Linked DNA regions of Homo sapiens: region 2 is linked to region 1. A link is an interaction called in ENCODE POLR2A ChIA-PET data of the cell type or tissue named here. Cell type or tissue: MCF 10A. All regions are shown on one strand. Links, peaks and the distances in the headings refer to the core of each region. The heading gives the core; the rest is flanking DNA. Region 1 has its middle 8.4 kb from the start of RPRD1A. Region 2 overlaps MOCOS (molybdenum cofactor sulfurase).

Region 1 (2,919 bases), core at 111-2,610:
TCTTTGGTTGGTGGGTTTGGTTTTTGTTTGTTTGGTTGGTATTTTTAAGATAGGGTCTTGCTATGTCACCCTGGCTGGAATGCAGTGGCACGATCATAGTTCACTGCAGCCTCGACCTCCTGGGCTCAAGCAATCCTCCCACCTCAGCCTCCAGAGTAGCTGGGACTACAGGCATATGCCAGTGCATCAAGCTAACTTTTAAATTTTTTGTAGAAACAGGGTCTCCCTGTGTTGCCCAGGATAGTCTCCAACTCCTGGGCTCAAGCAATCATCCAGCCTCAGCCTCCTGACGTGCTGGGGTTACAGGCGTGAGCTATGGCACCCAGCCCATGGGCTTTGATACATAACATACATCAAACTTTTAATAGTGACTAGCTCTATGGGTAAGAATACAGGCAATTTCTTCTTTCCAATGTATATATTTCTTTTCTTTCTTTCTTTCTTTCTTTTTTTTTTTTTTTTTTTTGAAGCAGGTTCCTGTTCTGTCGCCTAGGCTGGAGAGCAGTGCCGCAATCACGGCTCACAGCAGCCTTGATCTCCTGGGCTCAGGGAATCCTCCCACTTCTCAGCCTCCCAAATATCTGGGAGCAGAGGCATGCACCACCATGCCCAGCTAATGTTTTGTATTTGTTATAGAGGTAGGGTTTCACCCTGTTGTCCAGGCTGGTCTGAAATTCGTAGGCTCAAGCAGTCAGTCCCACTCAGCTTCCCAAAGTGCTGGGATTACAGGTGTGAGCCACCACGCCTTACCTATACTTCAGTATGGTTTGAATTTTTTATTACAAGCATGTATTTGTTGTATAATGAGAAAATAATAAATATATTTTGATTGGGGCAGAAGAAGGACCTCAACTGGCTCCGCTTTGCAAATGAGATAAAGACCATATTTTTAGTATGGCATACAAGGCTCATGTTAATCCAGTTCTACCATTTTCTACAGCCCCATTGCCACAGCTCCCTCACTATGTTCTTGAATCTCCAGCAGGGCCAAACTTCTCTATTTCCCAAATCCATTCCTATTCCATTTTCCACTGCCTTCTATCCATTAAACAGGCAAGCATCATTCTTCCTGCAGCACTCTGACTTCACCCCACCATCAAAATAAAGAACTTTCTCGGCTGGCTCATGTCTATAATCCCAGCACTTTAGGGAGGCTGAGGCGAGTGGATCACTTAAGGCCAGGAGTTCAAGACCAGCCTGGCCAACATGGCGAAACCCCATCTCTGTGAAAAATACAAAAATTTGCCAGGAGTGGTGGCGCATGCTTGTAATTCCAGTTACTCGGGAGGCTGAGGCAGGAGAATTGCTTGAACCCAGGAGACAGAAGTTGCAGTGAGCCAAGATCACACCACTGCACTCCAGCCTGGATGACAGAGCAAGACTCTGTCTCAAAAAATAAATAAAATAAAATTTGATTTGAACAAACGTGAATGTATAAACAAAACATGGTATAATGCGCTGCTTAATGACATTTGGTCAATGACAGACACATAAGGTTATAATGAAGCTGAACACTTCCTATTGCTCGGTGATGTGTAACTGTTGTAACATTGTGCAATGCATTACTCATGTGCTTGTTATGATGCTGGTGTAAACAAACCTACTGTGCTGCCAGTTGTGTAAGTCTAGTGCATAGAATTATGTACAGTGCATAACACTTGATAATAAACAACTCTGTTACAGGTTTGTGTATTTACTATGGTTTTTATCTTTATTTTAAAGTGGACTTCTACTTCTGAAAAAGAGTTAACTGTGAAACAGCCTCAGGCAGGCTTTTCAGGATATGGAGTGAAACTAACCCAACAGCCATCGTGAGTGAGAGCAGGGCAGTCACACCCCATTTGATCCTGTAGAGGGAAACTCTCTGAGCTGAGACACTGTGGTAGGGAAAACTCCCACCAACCACTTGAAAGGGGCATCCAGCAGAGACTTCTGGTTTGGGCTTGGAAACTACCAAATTGGGACTCAACTGTTTTCAACTAATCAGGACTGAATGAGTTTGAGTTCCTCATTTGCGTATACGGACCTGATTGAGGACTGGAGCAGGACCTTTCCCTATTTAAGCCAGAACCCCTTTTTGTTCTCCAGAGCATGCTTTCTTTTTATATCAGAGGCTTCCTCTCCCAATCTGCAGATTGCTCATTTTTAGAAAATAAAGCTCTCCTTTGTCTTTCCCCTGCAGACCTCATGGTCTTTTATAAAAAAGAAGGTGTTTCAGACGACATTGTTATAAGAGATGACAGCTTCATGCATATTACTGCCCCTGAAGATCTTCTAGTGGGATAAGATGTAGAGGTGGAAGACAGTGATATTGATAATCCTGCCCTTGTTTAGGCATAGGCTAATGTGTGTGTTTGTGTATTAGTTTTTTTTGTTTTTTGTTTATTTATTTATTTATTTATTTATTTATTTATTTATTTATTTTTTATTGATCATTCTTGGGTGTTTCTCACAGAGGGGGATTTGGCAGGGTCATAGGACAATAGTGGAGGGAAGGTCAGCAGATAAACAAGTGAACAAAGGTCTCTGGTTTTCCTAGGCAGAGGACCCTGCGGCCTTCCCCAGTGTTTGTGTCCCTGGGTACTTGAGATTAGGGAGTGGTGATGACTCTTAACGAGCATGCTGCCTTCAAACATCTGTTTAACGAAGCACATCTTGCACCGCCCTTAATCCATTTAACCCTGAGTGGACACAGCACATGTTTCAGAGAGCACAGGGTTGGGGGTAAGGTCACAGATCAACAGGATCCCAAGGCAGAAGAATTTTTCTTAGTACAGAACAAAATGAAAAGTCTCCTATGTCTACTTCTTTCTACACAGACACGGCAACCATCCGATTTCTCAATCTTTTCCCCACCTTTCCCCCCTTTCTATTCCACAAAACCGCCATTGTCATCATGGCCCATTCTCAATGAGCTGT
Region 2 (2,919 bases), core at 306-2,805, 180 kb after region 1:
GGAGGTCAGCTCCAGAAAGGGTCATGGTTGGGCCAACCCTCTCGTTGTTCTTTAGAGCAAACTGAAGTCCCAAGGTAGCCAGGCAATGAGGAAAAATCACCCAGCTCTCATGCCACAGGGTGACTGGGACGGGCTCCTCATTCCTGGTCCACAGGCCAGAGATGAGTGTTGTTAGTGGCTCACCCCTAACAGCACTGTGAACTGGGGGTCCTGTGACTGTCTTGCACCACGTGGTCAAGTACACACACATACATATTTGCAAAGACATACAAATACAGTTTAATAAAGCTGACTAAGCCACCTCGTCCGCCTCTGCAGGGATGGGCTATTTGTAGTCACTCTTGTTTCTATCCATTGTTGAAAATATACAACATCATTCTCATACTGTGGCCCAGCTCGCTATCTTTGAGAGCAAAAGTGTGATGCAGCCACATGTTCTCTGGGTATTCACTGAGTTCTTCTGGCACTGAGGGACCCTTCTCCTCAGGCATCCAGAGTCCTGGAAAAAGTGGGTCTGCAGTTTTTTGGGGTTCTTCGTGTGGAAAGATAGGAGGTGGGGAGAGGCTTGCTGTCACCCCAGTTCCTACCAGGAGGGGCCACGTTCCCCACCATCTGGTTTATAGCAGGGTGGACCCGCTGGGCAGCTGATCCAAGAGCAGAGCTAGGGTCCCCTGCTAGGTATTTCTCTGTGCTTTATTTGCAAATTTGAGGGACTCTATCATGCACATGTTAACCATGATAGCTTTTGGACATAAAACATGCCCTTTTACGAAGCCCAAAGTGAGGGTTTATAACCCAGAGAGTTGATCCAGAATCAAAGGATTTGAGGACTGGAAAAGTGCTAATCCTCTTGTTGCAGATGAGGAAATTGTGGTCCTCATAGGTTGTGGGAGTTGCCCTTAGTAAGTGGCAAAACCAGACTCAGGTATCCCGGTCTCTGGCTTTTCATACGTTGTTTGCCATTCAAAGGAGATTGGGACTCCTCCTTCCCAACCCCATAGTCTTTCAACCCTGTCTCTGGCGCATACTCTAACCATGCCTGAGGATTTACCTCACACCAACTTAAGCAATTAAAAATTGATTGAAGCACAAAAAAGTGCAAAAGTCATCAGTACACAGTTAAATACAGTTTTACAGATGTATACGGCTATGCTCCATCATTTTCAGATCAATCTCCTGGTACAACAGCCACCCTTCCTCTGTTGAATGAGGCAAAGTATCTGCTGATAAACACATTAAGTGTTTTGGATCTTCACCAGCAACTACCACTACCTAGATCAAGCTAAGAATGTACTCCAGAAACCTCCCTTGTATCCCATCCCAGTCAGCCTCACTGAAGGTCACCACTATTCTGACTTCTTTCACCATAGCTAGTTTCACCCATTCTTCAACTTAATATGGTGGGATCATACAGGATGTGTTCTTTTGTCAGAGAAGTTTTAAGATGTATTTTCAGTGCGTTCTTCTGGGTGGGGGTGGGGGGTGCAGAGGGCCATTTTTTTTGGAACCTCATGGCAATAAATAAAAATTACAAAAATAAGAGTTACAAAAATAGGCTAGGCATGGTGGCTCACACCTGTAATCCCAGCACTTTGAGAGGCTGAGGTGGGAGGATCACTTGAGCCCAGGAGTTCAAACCCAGCCTGGGCAATATAGTGAGACCCCATCTCTAAAAAAAGTAAAAATAAGTTAGCTGGGCATGGTGGCACATGCTTGTAGTCCCACCTACTTGGGAGGCTGAGGCAGGAGAATTACTTGAGCCTGGGATCTTGGTCAAGGCTGCAATGAGCTGAGATTGTGCCACTGCACTCCAGTCTGGGTGACAGAGCAAGACCTTGTCTCAAAAAAAAAAAAAAAAAAGGTATCAGAAAAATAGCAGATGTTACACTGCAAATAGAATGGAAATTAGGAAATACTATCTTCTTTATTTATAATGTTTTAATACCCAAAAAAAAAAAAAAGAGTGAGATCTCAACACCTGTGAAAAGAAGGGGGAAAAAAGGGAATGAGATCTCAGTGCTTCTTAGGTCTTTGATCATTAAGCCTGTTGACAGGTTTTTAAATGCCTTATGCCGCCCCACCTTATAGAACTGGTGTGTTCTCAGAAGTTCCTTTTTCACTGGAGTTCTGTTCTTCTGATTTCCAAAGTCCTTCATCTCTTCAGCTAAGATCTGCTCGCCCTTTGCCTGGCTCTTGTGGGACTCTCACTGGAGATGGGACCGTATCCCAGGGGAGGCCCTGATGCCTGTTTAGCAGATGGGTGTCTCTTGGCCTTGCACTCATGGTAAAAGTCTGTTTTGATTATCCAGGGCACAGGCCACAGTAGAGCTGATGAAGTTAGGTGTTACATGGCAGGCATGATGAATTATTATAGTGGTACAATTATCTGCCATCCTCCCCCTACTTACTCTTTTTGGTTGCTTTAATCAGTGATGAGAATGGAAAGGAGGAATTATTCTCACTGAAGGATCTCAGCTTGCGTTTTCGTGCCAATATTATTATCAATGGAAAAAGGGCTTTTGAAGAAGAGAAATGGGATGAGATTTCAATTGGCTCTTTGCGTTTCCAGGTAAGTTTGGGGAAGTTCTATTATCCTTCCTCCAGGGTTGTCAATGAAGATTGACCTCAATCCCAGACCTGGATAGCTGCAGGTGGGACTCCCTCCCAGTCCTTGTCTCTTAACTACAAAATCTTGGTGGGAGGTTATGTAAGCTTAGCCTTCTAAGACACCCCATGGAATAATCCATCCTTTATTTCCCAAGAGGATGGTAGCAGTCAGTTTCGCACACACCACAGAAGGTGTGCGAGGGCTCGACACTGCCTCTGTGCTGTCGTTATGTCCAGACTTAAACTCTGGTTTTTTGGAATGCTTGTGTCATGAGACTGTCATCCTCCTGAAACTTGTTGGACTTTGTGGCA

The links. Peaks named below come from ENCODE experiments on the same cell type or tissue, not always from the same donor. Only the 100,000 strongest peaks of a DNase experiment are listed, where the experiment ranks them.
Region 2: POLR2A ChIA-PET joins it to region 1 with 6 read pairs; 3 of 35 experiments call an interaction of 5 or more read pairs at or near these places.

The regions. Positions count from the first base shown.
Region 1 is chr18:36,074,488-36,077,406 of GRCh38, forward strand. No RefSeq gene overlaps it. Among named protein-coding and RNA genes, the nearest start is that of RPRD1A, 8.4 kb to the left of the region's middle. In MCF 10A, for the core only: no CTCF peak of the experiment used is centred there; a DNase peak (open chromatin) is centred at 1,564.
Region 2 is chr18:36,257,607-36,260,525 of GRCh38, forward strand. MOCOS (molybdenum cofactor sulfurase) reads left to right here. Exons shown (of 15, transcript NM_017947.4): 13 at 2,431-2,569. Among named protein-coding and RNA genes, the nearest start is that of FHOD3, 39 kb to the right of the region's middle. In MCF 10A, for the core only: no CTCF peak of the experiment used is centred there; no DNase peak of the experiment used is centred there.